Regions from separate parts of the Mus musculus genome. Here region 2 is linked to region 1. A link is a loop called in an ENCODE intact Hi-C map of the cell type or tissue named here. Cell type or tissue: left cerebral cortex. All regions are shown on one strand.

Region 1 (8,000 bases):
GGGGTAATAGTTATGTGCCACCACAACAGGTTTATATGTCTCTGGGGATTAAATGCAGGGCGCCATGCATGCTTGGCAAATCCTCTACCCACTAAAATAGATTTCTAGCCCAAAATGTACAATTCCTTGTACAAGATTACAGTTGCACAACTGGCACATTTACATTTATTACTGGTACATAATACAGTATTAACCTAAAAGCTGCTCAGGCTGTAATGAATTTAAGAGGGAGAAGGAAGATGACTAATCAGCAGTTATTAACAAATGGAAGTTAGCCAATCATTTGCCGGTCACATCTATCTGATAGAATCCATTTTCCTAGTAATTAAAAAGTAGTATTCCTAGCCGGGTGTGGTGGCACACACCTTTAAACACAGCACCTGGGAGGCAGAGGCAGGTGGATTTCTGAGTTCGAGGCCAGCCTGGTCTACAAAGTGAGTTCCAGGACAGCCAGGACTACACAGAGAAACCCTATCTTGAAAAAAAAAACAAACCAAAAAACAAAAAATAGTATTCCTTACAGTTAAGAATCAGAGGGTAACAAATATGAATAATAAAATTAATCTTGGGTGGTAAGATTATAGTTTCCCAGTTTGGGTAAGGAGACACTACACAGCACGTTACCATGTCTCACAGGGCCATCCTCATATACTGGACACACTCCATAGTACACAAGTGGCTCCTTAGGAGCTGTCACTCCAGCCTTGTGGTTGTCATTCCTGGTAGAGGCACTGAAGGGTACTGGGTGGACACTGGATGCTACCGCTTCCTCTTCTGGAGGGTTCAAGCCCACACTGTAACCAAAATCTCTGTCTTCAGAAAAACAGGCCTGCTGAGTTTGTTTCCCGTCCACAGATGGAGGAGTCCTTGAGGTGCCCTGGATAAATGCCATGGCAGTAACCGCGCTGGGCTTGGGAAGGGAAGAGGTCAGCAATCCACCTTGTTCCAGTAAGGCCTGAGCTAATTTCTTCTCAAAAATAAATCTTGTTGTTGATGTAATGGGTCCACATTTAAGTCCAGCTTTCATAACTTCTTTTCTAAGGTCATCTGGATTCAAGAGTTTCAGTCGAGCCATCATGGCATCCATTGTCACTTCACCTAAATTCAAGAAAGCAAACATGCACGTGAACCCAGGAATGGAGCTCAGTAGTTAAGCACAAGCTTAAGAGTGCTCCGTTTCCTCACAGGATCAAGCTATGCTTTTAACTTTAGTTGTTCAAAGAAGGTTTTGTCCCTGCAACTTAACATATAAACAGGACTTTATACATCACTAACTTCAACCTTAGGATAATTATTGAAACCCCAAACCCCAGTTTCCTTACCTACAAAATGGAAATAATAATAGGTCCAGTCTTGAGTTATAATGAGACACAGATAAAATAATGAACATAAATTCTGTACCACTGGGTCTGACACTGATAAATACCCATAAATGTCTGCTACAGCTATTGAACTGTTGAGGGACAGGCTTGTTAATCCTCAGAATGAGGAATAGCATACTGGAAAGTTAATTAAAATTAAAAACAAACAACAGCAAGAACAAAACCCTCCTAGACATTCAAGGGCAGCCACCTCTGACACAAGAGGCCACAGCTGCTCTCCAAAATGCCTCTACTAAAAAACAGGTGAGGGCAATAGCTCACCAAATGCATTGGAATGTGAAGTATTAGCACAAACTTTGTATTCTTAGAAAGATGGATAGATTGATAGAGATATGAGAAGTTGAATTAGGTCTGCAGATTAGACAACAGTGTTTTGCCACTGTTAATTTCTTTGCCATACTTGTGGTGTGATTATGTAGTATAGAAAATGTAAAGAATCTAAGTCAATAGTATATAGAATTCTTTTACCTTTCTATTTTGAAATATTTTGTAGACTCAAGAAATGATAAACTCTGTAATTAGCCAATCATCAGCTTTCCCTAAAGGTTGACACTTTTTATAATGATAGCACATCATCAAAAACAGAAAAATGACTTCATATAACAATTCAGTGAGCAGACGTAGCTTTGCTAATTCATTAGGTTCTATTCTTTTTTGAGTCTTGATGTACAAGATTATAGCAGCATACCACATCCATCCACCAATCCCTGCACCCACCCATCCATGCACCCACCCACCCATTTACCTACCTACCTACCTACCCACCCAGCCACCCAGCTCCCCTGGGTGAGACAATACATTTTCACAGCCAACATACTGCCTATTTTGCAATCCTAGCCCATAAGGCAGGATCACGAGCTTAAGGCCAGCCTAAGGTACATAGCAAGAACATTAAACAAGTAAGAGTTTCGTTTCTCTAGAACAAAAGCTTATGGGTACAGGGCAGGCTTAACTTCCTTGAGACTAGACTATAGTCTCCAGAGGGACTATACCATTAACAGACACACCAGCAATGCGGGAGAGCCATCTTCTCAGCATCTGCAGACGTTTGCAGACATCAGGATTTTTAAATCTTCAATCTAATAGATATATACATTGATACTCACTTTAGGCTGAACTCCTTCCCCCCGATCAGCTGGTAGAGGATCTTAGTACATGAGTTGAACTGTTCTGTATTGTTTTATAAACCTTTATACACCTAAAATGACTTCAAAATGAAAAACTAAAAACTGAAAAGAATCTTTCAGTGAAACAAGATGCCGCAAACACTGGTCTTGGCTCTCTCTATACCCTTTTAGCCACATGCACTGGGTGATTTTCACTGTGACCTGCTCTTGAGTTTTTCGTACAGTGTTCACTGAGTAAACGGGCTAGTGCACACTATATTTATTAAAGTTGCCCTTACTGCTTTGTGCTTTCCTGTAACTGCACCTACAAGTGTATATGTGTGTGTATTTCCAAGTCGGAGACTAGTCTCTTTCGGTGCCACTTCCTTTTTTAACACTCAACTGTTTGTTTTACATCCTGACCAAAGTTTGCCCTCCCTCTCCTCTCAGTTCCTCTCCACCCCATCAACCAGCCCTGGCACATCAAGTTGCAATAAGACCATGCTATTTTCTTAGCGGGGTCAAGAGAATGTAAAACCCAAAAGACAAGCATTGGCCCTGTTGTCACAACACAAACATTTCATTTCTCCACGGCCATGTAAAAATAACCAGCATTACCCTGACCTTCCTGTTCCCATTTCTTAAGCAAAAAACAAACAAACAAAAACAAAAACACGAAAACAAAACCCCCAAGAAACCAACGACTGCTAAGAAAGGGTTGATATGTATGTCAGTGGTAGAAGACTTGTCAAGATGTGCCACGCCTTGAGTTTTATACCCAGCCCTAAGTAATTAAAAAATGAAATTGTGTTTAAGTTCATAGTAGCAAATGGAGCCTCTGTTACCCGTAAGATCTTGTTAGGGTTGGGTTATCTCTAAAGTTCTAAAGTTGAGTTAATGGCTTAAAATGTCATTTTCCTTCTAGAAGAATTACTTTTCATCTTCCACTAAGAACTAGATTTAGGAGAAAGTGAGCGTTAGTGAAAAGTGGCTTCATACGAACACATACCTCGGGCTGGTGAAAGAGCACACCGACTGCTCTTTCCGAAGGTCCTGAGTTCAAATCTCACAACCACATGGTAGCTCACAACAAGAGACCTGACGCCCTCTTCTGGTGCGTCTGAAGACAGCTACAGTGTACTTATTTATAACAATAAATAAATCTTTGGGCGGGGGGCCGATCGGAGTGAGCGAGCAGGGTTGACCCGAGCGAACAGAGGTCCTAAATTCAATTCCCAACAACCAGATGAAGGCTCACAACTATCTGCACAGCTACAGTGTATACTCATAGACATAAAATAAGTAAATCTTAAAAATAAATTTAAAAAATTCTAAAGAAATCTTAAAAAACAAAACAAAAACAAAACACATACCTCGTAAACATGGGATTACAGTTTAGAGAGGTGGAGAGAAGAAGTGCTAACAGGGCTGTGGGTTCTCATCAAAAGTTTCCAAAATATCCGCGATAGGGTCTTACCGTATCCAGGGGGCGTGGAGAGTGAGGTTTTCCTCCCACGACTGACGCTGCCTTACCTGGCTGTGCGGCCACCGCTTCAGACGCGCTGGGCGGAGAGGAGAGCGTCCCGCAACGGTTCAGGTCCCGCGGCCGCTTCTCTAGCCGGCGGACCAGCCAGCGCACGGCGATGAACAGCACCGAGGCGCCCAGGAGCTCCCAGGCCAGGGCCGCCCACTCCACCACAGCCAGCCGCTGCCACAGCATCGCCACCGCCGGCGCCGAGGCCTTGAGCGCGGCCGCTGCAAATGCAGCCCGCGTCGCTCCCGCCTCCGGCCCTCAGAAGACCGCTCGCCTCGCCACGGGAGTCGCGCCTGCCCCAAGCCTCCTCCTCCGCCCGGCCGTGGTTAGACCAGGCGGGCTGCGCGCGCAGTGCGGGCCGTCCCGTTTCCCAACGATCAGGCTAGAACGCGGCCCGGAACGCAGCCTCAGGCGGCTCCGGAGGCAGCCCGGGGTCCTGATTAACGCGAGCGCAGCCCGGCAGTGGCGCGGGCAGCTTGGTCGGGGTCCTGAGTCGGACTCGGCGCGCTGCCTGGCGCGGCTCGCTCTTCAGGTGCGCCGCCCCGAGTTGTCGCTGCTGGAGAGCGCGAGCGGGCTCCTGGGTCACCCAGACTGTGTGTCATCCCGAAGCCAGCAGAGCTGGGGCCATAGTGCTTGACTGATAGGGGCTGAGGATGAATACGGCGGCCAGAAAGCCCAGCTCTGCCTCCTGTTGTTAATGAAGATTTTCTCTGGAATACAGGCAGAATGCCTATACCATTCCGACGGATAACGCGAAAGCCTACCTAGCACTGGGATTAAAGATGTGAGCCACCATGCCAGGCTGCTGATTTTAATTTTTGAAGTCCTTTTCTAACCTTTGTTTTTCTTTTTTGAGTCTTAACTATATATCCCCAAACTGGCCTTATGCTGGAGATCTGCCTCCTTGAGCTCGCAGAAATGTGATTACAAGCATGTCACATTAATTTCTGCCCACAGATCATGAGCTATGGAAGCCCGTGATGGTGTAGAGGCTTCTCACATGTACTCTGAGTGGTCTTTAGAAGGCAGAGTGGAGGATGGAGGCCTGTTCTGTTCAAATGTGTATCCTACCTCCTGCCAGTGAGAACTTGGTAAGACCAATTCTCACTATCCGGAGAGGGTGGCCTGAGGAATGGCCTAAAAAGGCCTGAGTGGAGGCCCCGACACGTTCAATTTACAGGTTACCAGCCAAGAGTCAGATATACATACCCTTCAGGTCATATCTTCAGTTAAAGATGTTACTTACTCCTCAGAACAGTCTCAGGGAAGCCAAACTAGATGACTTGAGAAATGCTAAGATGAATTTCCAGTTATTTTTATAGCCCCAGGATTAGAAAGCTAATTTAGATGTATTTCAGTATTTAGCTGGGCGTGGTGGTGCACATCTTTAATTCCAGACAGAAGCATGTGGATATCTGTGTTCGAGGCCACCCTGGTCTATAGATCCAGCCCAAGAGGCATCCAAGACTAAGTAGCAAAACCTTGTCTCAAAAAAACCAAGATAAATAAGTTAAATTTAATTATAGGCAGATGGGTAAAGTAGTATTAATTCCTTAAAGAAACAGGTACAGGAATATGTCATAGAGCAGTGGAGAACAACTTTTAATGTTTTGTCTTTTGCTTCATAATTGTGTTTATTTAAAGAGACCATGTGGGGTGGGGGGCTGAAAAGATGGCTCAGCGGTTAAGATCACTGACTGCTCTTCCAGAGGTCCTGAGTTCAATTCCCAGCAACCATATGGTGGCTCACAACCATCTGTAATGGGTTCTGATGCCCTCTTCTGGTGTGTCTGAAGACAGCAATGGTGTACTTTCATACATAAAATGAATAAATCTTTTAATAAATAAATAACCATTGTTCATTAAGACTGTTAGATCTGTGTGTTATAACTAAAACATTTACTTGAAACCTAGGCAGCTGAGGATCTTGAGTTCAAGACCAGCCTGTTTCAAAACCAAAGACTTGCCGGGCGTGGTGGCGCACGCCTTTAATCCCAGCACTCGGGAGGCAGAGGCAGGCAGATATCTGAGTTCGAGGCCAGCCTGGTCTACAGAGTGAGTTCCAGGACAGCCAGGGCTACACAGAGAAACCCTGTCTCAGAAAAACAAAACAAAACAAAAACAAAAACAAAGACTTACCAGAAATGTACTATACTTTCAGAGATCTGGCCATATGTTATATGCTGTTGGTCTCAGCCCATAGTAGAGAATTCAGTAGAGAGAATTGGGAACAGCAGCATCCAGGAGCCTGAGGTTTTCAGGTGGAGACATATAACTAAGCTAGGACAAACAGCAGGCCAGGAATAATGGTCTATGGGTTGCAGCTAGGCCTACCAAGCTGGCTAGGAGGTCTACTTTCAGAGTGAAAAGGTATGTAAGTGTGGAGAAAGCCCACTGTGACCTTCCTGATGGAGATAGTAATGTTATACAAAAGTGGACAAAGGGTAGTGGAATGCATATGGAAATGCTAATTTAATGTTTAGAAAACTTGATGAGGGGTGTATAAGTCAAGATTGCTCCTCCATAGAGTTAACTACACTAGGATATTCATAATAGAACACACGAGTATTTTACTGTGAGGGTAATACTTGACCCTAATTATGTATTTAATTCATTCTCTCTCTCTCTCTCTCTCTCTCTCTCTCTCTCTCTCTCTCTCTCTCATGCATATCCTAGAAGCTTCTGGAGCTGACCTGAAGAGTGAGCACTTTTTACCTGGGCTGTTATAACTGCAGCCTAATAGGTGCCATCTTCAACTTTTTTTTTTTTTGGTTTTTCGAGACAGGGTTTCTCTGTAAAGCCCTGGCTGTCCTGGAACTCACTTTGTAGACCAGGCTGGCCTCGAACTCATAAATCCGCCTGCCTCTGCCTCCCGAGTGCTGGGATTAAAGGCGTGCGCCACCACATCCGGCTAACTCTTTTTTTATTAGATATTTTCTTCATTTACATTTCAAATGCTATCCCGAAAGTCCCCTATATCCACCACCCCACCCCCCATCTTCAACTCTTTTTTTTTTTAAGATTTATTTATTTATTATATATAAGTACACTGTAGCTGTCTTCAGACACTCCAGAAGAGGGCGTCAGATCTTGTTACAGATGGTTGTGAGCCACCATGTGGTTGCTGGGATTTGAACTCTGTACCTTCGGAAGAACAGTCAGGTGCTCTTACCCACTGAGCCATCTCACCAGCCCCCATCTTCAACTCTTTACTCTAGTTTAATTATAGAAGAACACAAAAGACCTGTAGGTGGTTGTGAATGAGTGTCCTATGAGTCAAGCAACCATTATTTTGGGGAGTTCAGCTGTGCCCCTTGTGAAAGGCTTATCCCAGCTGGGTTTCCTGACTCTACATCCCCTCCTGAGAACCGCACCTGAGTATGTAGCTGCTCCTTACCAAGTGCTGTATTTGTGAGGCTAGAGTATAGAGAGAGGGGAAACAAGGGAAGGAGTGCTCTGTCTGTGCTGCAGTGTGGAGGCTTTCCACCTGCACCCACATTCCTGTAATTACCCTCTCAGCCATGCTCTGGGAAGAACCCCAATAAACTCATTGGCTCCCCAGAGGGAACTTAACATTGTTGTTTACATCTCCCTGAGAAGGAACTTTAGCCCCAGGTCACCACCACCCAGTTTATTTTGGGAGCCAAGTTCAAGCCATTGTAAGGGCCAAGGAGATGGAGATAGACATAGTGCATAGTTATACAAAGGTTGACCAAGGGTAGTGAATGGCATGAATTCTAAGAATTCTTACAAGAGGACTCTTAAATGGTTACCTGTTGTGGTGGTTTGAATGAAAATGACCTCTACAAACTCACAGGGAGAGTCATTATTGGAGGTGTGGCCTTGTCAAAGGAATTCACAGTGGGTGGGCTTTGAGGTGTCAGGTGCTTAAGCCATTGTTAATTCAATTTTTTTTTTTTTTTTTTTTTTTTTTGGCTACCTGCTGATCCAGATGCAGAACTCTCAGCTACCTTTCTA
Region 2 (8,000 bases), 53 kb before region 1:
TCTTAAAAACAAAAGGTTTCTAAAAGGTTTTATTTATTTATGCAGCAACAACTTTCCATCTGCTCAAGTACATGGCAAAGTTGAATGACTAAGGGCACGTCCTTAGTTGATGATATGTCCTAGTGGTAGAGTATGTGAGGTTCTGTATTGCACTTCTAGCTACATATACACATGTAATATATAAAGTATATATTATATATACAACATACAATGCCACATGTAATAACATAATTATATAATGCATAAAATCTAATATATGTAAAATATATATTTATATATGCACATCAAATAGTTGTAAATGTAGATAAAGTACTTCACATCTCTCATCTCTAAACTGAAGTCTAGCATGAACATAACAGTATGAGTACTGCCCACCTCACGTGTCTTTCCATGGCATCATGGACATGAAGAAGTCAACACAGTAACTATTGTTACTGTTAGACTGAGGCTTGGATGTATGAAAAAGAACATAGCTCCTTTTTCTAAATCAGGAATGAGCTTGGTAGAGCAAGTAATAGCCTGAGAACCAGGGCCTTGAGGGCGCTGTGGATCCGGATCCTAAGAAATCATCTCTTCTCATCCTTAAGGGGCTATGGTTTTCTGTCCCAAGGCTGCTACCTGCTCTATGACACTGTCCCACCCACCTTTCCATAGAGGTACAAAACCTCTATGTAAGACACTGTACTTGGGGGCTTGAAGAAATGGCTTGGGGCTGGAGAGATGGCTTAGTGGTTAAGAGCACTGACTGCTCTTCCAAAGGTCCTGAGTTCAATTCCCAGCAACCACATGGTGGTTCACAACCATTTACAATGTGATCTGACTGGTGTGTCTTAAGACAGGACAACTACAGAGTACTCACATACATAAAATAAGTAAATACATCAAAAAAAAAAAAAGATGCTGTACTTCCTAATAAACTTGCTTGCATGAGCCATCACTCTGTGTGACACCTCCTGATCCTGAATGCTCTTATCTTCTCCATCTCCTCCTCATCCCCCTGGCCATCACTCTCTCAGGAACCTGTCACTGAAGAACCGCTTACTGGTCCAGGTCAATTACCCTGGCTGCTATGCAGGTGTTGTACAGCAAACCCAGAGCTTCACATATAATAGGAAAACACTATCACTATTCAGCTCTAACCGGGCTTCCACTCAATGAGTGCTCACATTCTGATACACAGTCTTTTTTTTTTTTTTAAGATTTATTTATTATTATATGTAAATACACTGTAGCTGTCTTCAGACACTCCAGAAGAGGGAGTCAGATCTTGTTACGGATGGTTGTGAGCCACCATGTGGTTGCTGGGATTTGAACTCTGGACCTTCAGAAGAACACTCGGGTGCTCTTACCCACTGAGCCATCTCACCAGCCCCTGATACAGAGTCTTATTCTGCCACAGTGTCACCAATCTCTATATACGATATCCACATCAGTTTCCTTTGTCACCATACTCTAGAATCTCTTGCTGATGTGATGCGTAAGGGTTTCGGCTTTTGGTTTAATAAATTGGTTTACTTCGCCGAGCTGGTCTAGACAGAATCTTCCTTTACTTTCCCCGTTCCCTTCTTGTCTGATGAGAATAGATGTTCACCCCTAGTCAAGTCACAGGGCAGGCACAGATATTTCTAGAGAAGCAGCCTGGGCCACGGAGTTGAGTTTAGCATCTCAATAAAAACTACGGAAACCACACAGGGCGAAGACGGGAGCCCGCCCTGTCCTCCGCGCCGCGCGCCGGGCCCGCTGTTTTCCCCACCCCTGAACCCCCGGACACCGCGCCCGCCCAAGCTTGCTCCGGCCGCGGCTACCGCCAGCGCCTTGGCAGCAGGACACCGGCTCTCACCGGCTGCCTTCGCCATCCGCGCCCGGCTCGGGGTGCCTCCGTCCACTGTTCCTCAGGACCATTGCGACGCTCCAAAGCTCCCTCAGGCTCCGGGGAGAATTTGGCGCGCTCTCCACGTGCTCTCGCGAGGCTACGGCTTCGGCCAATGAGAAGGCGCGGCCTCAGATGGACCTAGCCGGGGCCCGCCCCCATCGCCCCGCCCCGCCCCGCCCCGCCCCTCGGCTCTCCAATCCTCCGGCGAGCGCAGAGGGTGGGTCGCAGGGACCGGGGGAAAAGAGTGCACTAGCTGGCCGCGCGCGTGGCGGGACGGCCGGGCTCGCTGAGGGCGGAGGAAGGGCAGAAAATGTCAGGCCGTCCCCGCCCTGTGCCCTGTGTCCCGGGCCGGGTGCCCGACTGCCTAGCTGTTGGGTGGGCGCCCGGGGCGACTTAGACATCCGGACCGCGATGGCACCTGCGGCGTCCAGGCTGCGGGTGGAATCCGAGCTCGGGTCGCTTCCCAAGCGAGCGCTCGCCCAATACTTGCTGCTCCTAAAGCTCTACCCGGTGCTCACCAAAGCAGTCAGCAGGTGGGCGCCTACTGGGAAGTGGGGTGAAAAGGAGGGGTGCCGACAGGGGAGACTCTCCTGCAGGGGAGGTTAAGAGAGGGGGCGTCTGCAGACCAAGCAGCTCAGATATTGCCCGAGCAGCAGTGGATCTCAGCCTGTACGTCGGGAACCCCTTAAAGGTTGAACGACCTTTGTACAGGGGGTCACGTATCAGATATCCTGTATATCAGATATTTACGTTATGATTCACAACAGTAGCAGCATTACAGTTTAGAAGTAGCAGTGAAAGTAATTTTATGGTTGGGGTGACCACACCATGAGGAGCTAACTGTATTATTAAAGGGTCACAGCGATAAGAAGGTTGAGAACCACTGCTGTGGAGGAAGGCAGAGTTCTTCCTTAAGGTGCGACCCCGTTCTGCTTAGCCAGTAAGTGCTGTTTGTGTGTTGGGTCCCAAGCATTAGTTAGCCTTTGCAGTCTGAGTGTTGTGAAGACCCGCGAGTCAGGGACACATTCTAACCCTGAGCAACCCAGGCACGGTCGCTGGTGAACTCTGCCCTTTGAATTACATCGTTCGGTTTCCTAACGAGATATCCCTGTTTCTGTTCATTTCCATTAGTGCATTTTGTAGGTTCTGTATTAACTTAGCTTTTCCATAAGTGTGTGCAGAGTGCTTCCTGTGCGCGGGCACATAGCTGTGATCAGAACAGGCGCATAGACTTCTCTCGGAGCTAAGAAGAACGAGTCCATCTTCCCACCCCACCCCACCCCACCCCCGCAAAAGGCAGATAAATGTATAACTTAGAGCAGTTAGGGAAATTTCTCCTGGGTTGTTGACGTTGGTCAGAAGCACAGAGAAGAGAAGCGGTTGTTTACAGGGCACAGTAAGTGTAAAAGTTCTGGGGGAAGAATTCAGAGAATGTCGGAGGGGTGAAGAGAAGGACTCTGGTGGAGAAAATGACCAGGGAGAGTAGATAGGAAGAGGTAACCAGGGGTCAAGTCAAGAGGGTCCTTATGATCCATACTAAAAGTTTTGGATTTATAGCTTTTTAGAAGACAGCTGTGGTGGTTAAAGCTAGTTGTCAACTTGATAACATTTAGGAATTAAGCATGCCTGAGGGGCTTATCTTGATTATCTTCTTTGAGCTGGGAAGATCTGCCCACTAGGGGCGCCACCATTCCTAGTTGGTGTCTGACTGGAAGTGGAAAAAGTGAGCTAGCTGAACCGCACGCGTTTTCTCTCTCTTTTCATTGTGGGTGTGCTGTGAGGAGATCCTTCAACCTCCTGTTGCCTTCACTTCTCTGCCTTGATGGACTTGAACCTTTAACTGGGAGCTGAAATAAGCCATTGTTCTCTTAAGTTGCCTTTGTCTCATTTTTTGTTTGGTTTGGTTTTTGTTCATTTTGCAACATAAAAAGAAACTAAGAGCCAGGCGTGGTGGCACAAGCCTTTAATCCCAGCACTCGGGAGGCAGAGGCAGGCAGATTTTTGAGTTCGAGGCTAGCCTGGTCTACAAAGTGAGTTCCAGGACAGCCAGGGGTATACAGAAAAACCCTGTCTCAAAAACAAAACAAAAAAACAAAAAAAACACAAACAAACAAACAAAACAAAACAAAACAAAACTACAACATAGAGTTATTTGCTTAAATACAGCCCACAGACCATGTCCTTGTGAGGATCCCTCCTATTGCCTTTTACATCCATGCCTTCAATGGAGCAGCTGTGGGGATGTTGGAAGGCACACAGCCCCGCAGGTGGATGTCTCACTGTGCTCATCTGTGGTTTTCACTTTAGGTCATAGTGCCTCTATCTTCTGGGGCTTTACCTAACTTAGCAAGTTACTTCAATAGGGACTCATCCCATGATCTACACAGCAAGATCTTTTTTTGTTGTTGGTGGTTGTTTTTTGTTTTTGTTTTTCGAGACAGGGTTTCTCTGTATGGCTCTGGCTGTCTTGGAACTCACTCTGTAGACAAGGCTGGCTTCTAACTCAGAAATCCGCCTGCCTCTGCCTCCTGAGTGCTGGGATTAAAGGTGTGCACCACCACACCCGGCTCTACACAGGAAGATCTTACAGCAGCCGTGCTACTGCCATGCGGGACAGGCTCTTGTGTCTGCTGCTCATTTTCTGATTGTCTCTTCCTCTACAGCGGCATTTTGTCAGCCCTTGGAAACCTTCTGGCCCAGACGATTGAGAAGCGGAAAAAAGACTCTCAAAATCTAGAAGTCAGTGGGCTTCTCAGATATTTAGTTTATGGGTAAGTACCACAGAGATCTGCCTGCCAGCATTAGCCCTTCGGAATATGTTGGTTTAAAAAACCTAATTCTGAGGCTGGAGGATGGCTAAGCTAGCAGTGCTGACTGCTCTTATGGAGGACCCAGGTTTGATTCCCAGCTCCCATGCAGTTCATAACCTTCTGTAACTCCAGTTCCAGGAGGTCTGATGACTTCTGACCTCGTAAGGCCCCAGACACATATATGGTACACAGAGATATACCTGCAAGCAAAATATCCATGTACAAGAAATAGAAAGCAAAAAATTTAATTAAAAAAAAGAAAAAAATAATTGTTTAAGAAGCATCAGAGAAGCTGGGCGTGGTGGTGCACGCCTTTAATCCCAGCACTCAGGAGGCAGAGGCAGGCGGATTTCTGAGTTCGAGGCCAGCCTGGTCTACAGAGTGAGTTCCAGGACAGCCAGGGCTAACACAGATAAACCCTGTCTCCAAAACAAACAAAGACACAAACTTTGTGTGGATGTGTGGCATTAGAATTAAACCCAAGGCTTTGTATAGGTTACCACTGACCTCACGTATCATCATTATTTAGTTGGGTGTGGTAGTGCATGCCTTTAATCTCAGTACTTGGGAAGCCATCCTGGTCTCAGTGGTGAGTTTCAGGTCAACCAGAGCTACACAGTGAGACCCTGTCTTAAGCCAAAATAAATAAGTAAATAAATAAATAACCAGAAAGACTATTCCTGGGTGTGTGTGTGTGTGTGTATGTGTGCGAGCACATGTATGTGCCCACATGCATATGCATGCATGTGTAAATAAAAGAGAGTCCGAACCTCATATATCCTTTGGACTCTGTTGATCCCCTTGCCTCCTGAGTGCTAGGATTATAGATGTGCACCACCATATCTGTATAGCCCTGACTGTCCTGGAACTCACTTTGTAAACTAGGCTGGCCTCAAACTCAGAAATCCGCCTGCCTCCCGAGTGCTGGAATTAAAGGCGTGTACCACCACACCCGGCCTTTTGTGGGTTTTTTGTTTGTTTGTTTTTTGGGTTTTTTTTTTTTCAATGATGGGAATGAAACCCAGGATTGTTTGTTTGTTTTGCCTACTTGCAAAGTACTCTTGCATACTTGGGAAGTACTCTACCAACTGAGATTCACTCCAAACTCCACAAAAGCTTCCAAGAATAATAACTTGGGCCATTTATTAAAATGTTTAAAAAGCCACATCCCCCATACTTTGGCAAGTAAGAAGATCAGCTAAGGTACTTTAACACCTCTCACCTGATCTTGGCCTCCCAAAGACTTCCCTTGTTTGCCTTACTGTGGCCAAAAGAAAGTTCAATTGAAAACCTTGTTTATAGACTTTGGTAGAATTGAAAGACCCGGGTTCCTGCCCTTCCCTATATTACTGTACTTTGTGAAACTCAATCTGCTGGACTTGGCTCATTCCCAGGTGAACCAAGTGTGGACTAGAGATCAGCGCTTTAGGGAAGTCAGAGGTGATAACCAGGTTTTCTCTTGCCAGTTTCCCCTAAAAGCTTGATGAAAGGGCTGGAGAGATGGCTCAGTGGTTAAGAGCATGGACTGCTCTTCCAGAGGTCCTGAGTTCAATTCCCAGCAACCACATAGAGGCTCACAACCACTTATAATGGGATCTGATGCCCTCTTTAGACAGCTACAGTGTACTCATATGAAGAAAATAAATAAATCTTTTTTTTTTTTTTTTAAAGCTTGATAGAAATCTCTGGGAGCTGAGCTATGTTTGTCTGTTTCTCAGAACCTGTTAAATCAGGAGGGCACAGATGAGGACAGATGGCATAAATGCCTGGAACACAGAGGAGGCAGATGAGCATATACCTCAGCCAGGGCCATCATTGTGGCTGTCCCTGCTCACCAAATGGAAGAACTGGCAGAAGTCACTTCAGTCTTTTTGGGCAAAAAGACTTGCTGAAACTGACTGAAAGTTTTTAGCCGGGCATGGTGGCACACGCCTTTAATCCCAGCACTCGGGAAGCAGAGACAGGCAGATTTCTGAGTTTGAGGCCAGCCTGGTCTACAAAGTGAGTTCCAGGGCAGCCAGAGCTATACAGAGATACCCTGTCTCGAAAAACTCAAAAAAAAAAAAAAGTTTTTTCCCTCCCCCTAGAATATCTTTATAAATCTGTGTGGTCAGTAAATACTTTGGGGGAAGAAAAGAGGGCTTAGGGCTTAAGGTGAATCTTGGTGTGAGGACCAGAGATGGAAATGTAGAAAGAACCACAGTGATGCTCAAACCCTTGTGCAGCTCACACGCCTGTGGCGTCCAGGTTGTTTGTCACAGGTCCACTGAGTCACTACCTCTACCTCTTCATGGAATACTCGGTCCCTCCTGAGGTTCCCTGGGCCAGCGTCAAGAGGCTCCTGCTGGATCGCCTGTTCTTTGCCCCAACTTTTCTGCTGCTGTTCTTCTTCGTCATGAACTTGCTGGAGGTGGGTGTTTGTCCTGGCATGTACTGTATCTCCAGTTAAAGGCGGATTGATAGCCTGCTTCCTAGGGTGGCTATCAATAGGGCCCTAGGGTCTGGACTCTCAGCTTTCTCTTTTCTTTTCTTCTCCCCCTCCCCACTCCCTTCCTTCCTCTGTCCCCTTCCTTTTTCCTCTTTTTACAGTTACTTGAGGATCTCGTACGTATATCTAATGTGTCCACCCCATCCTTACTCTTACTTTTCCTTACCCACCTTCATGTGTTCACTTTTAAACCTACTGAGTTCACTTAGTGCTGCATGTATGTGCGTGGGTATAGGTCTCTTGGGGGTTGCATCCCTTAAAAAAATACTCTTTCCTTCCCAGAAACATTTCCAGGAGCTCCTTGGCTGAGGGGAAGACTTTCCAAACCTCTCCCCTATCCATACTGGGCTTTCCTGGCCAGGCCTTGTTTGGGTCTTACACATGGAGTGTTAGCGCCTATGAGTCGATGTGTACAATAATGCTGTCCTGTTCAGCAAACCGTGTTTCCCTGTTTTCTCTGTGTGTTTGTGTGTCGACGTGCATGGGCTGCAGGATGTATGTAGAGACCAGAGGACAGCCTGTGGGAGTTGGTTCTTTCCTTCCACTATGTGGGCCTCAGGGATTGAACTCAGGTCATCAGGCTGAACAGCAAGTACCATTTACCTCAACTTTCGGTTTTCATGTTTTCCATGTAAGTATGAGCACAGGAGTTTTAATGGAACCTGTCTGTCCTTAGTAAAGATTATGAGCCTCATAATCCATGTAGTGGTTGTTGTATGTGTCGTGGAACTGCCCTTAGGTCTCAGCACCACTTCTGCTCTCCAGGAGGCATATACGCTACTCTGTCATCGACTGACTTCCAGATACTGTTATAACTTTTACTATAGGT

What was found. Peaks named below come from ENCODE experiments on the same cell type or tissue, not always from the same donor. Only the 100,000 strongest peaks of a DNase experiment are listed, where the experiment ranks them.
Region 2: it touches region 1 in a loop (5-fold over the local background); 3 of 42 quality-filtered maps call a loop at or near these places.

What each region holds. Positions count from the first base shown.
Region 1 is chr5:110,227,445-110,235,444 of GRCm38, reverse strand. Ankle2 (ankyrin repeat and LEM domain containing 2) reads right to left here and starts at 4,441. Exons shown (of 13, transcript NM_001253814.1): 1 at 4,022-4,441; 2 at 625-1,098. The coding sequence starts at 4,208. In left cerebral cortex, CTCF peaks have their summits at 3,612 (motif pointing left) and 5,785 (motif pointing left); DNase peaks (open chromatin) are centred at 4,477 and 4,899; H3K4me3 peaks cover 2,020 bases; H3K27ac peaks cover 1,637 bases.
Region 2 is chr5:110,280,290-110,288,289 of GRCm38, reverse strand. Pxmp2 (peroxisomal membrane protein 2) reads left to right here and starts at 2,122. Exons shown (of 5, transcript NM_008993.2): 1 at 2,122-2,406; 2 at 4,537-4,644; 3 at 6,931-7,093. The coding sequence starts at 2,285. It overlaps Pole (polymerase (DNA directed), epsilon), which reads right to left and starts at 1,971. Exons shown (of 49, transcript NM_011132.2): 1 at 1,841-1,971. The coding sequence starts at 1,902. In left cerebral cortex, a CTCF peak has its summit at 3,543; DNase peaks (open chromatin) are centred at 2,026 and 3,547; H3K4me3 peaks cover 1,680 bases; H3K27ac peaks cover 417 bases.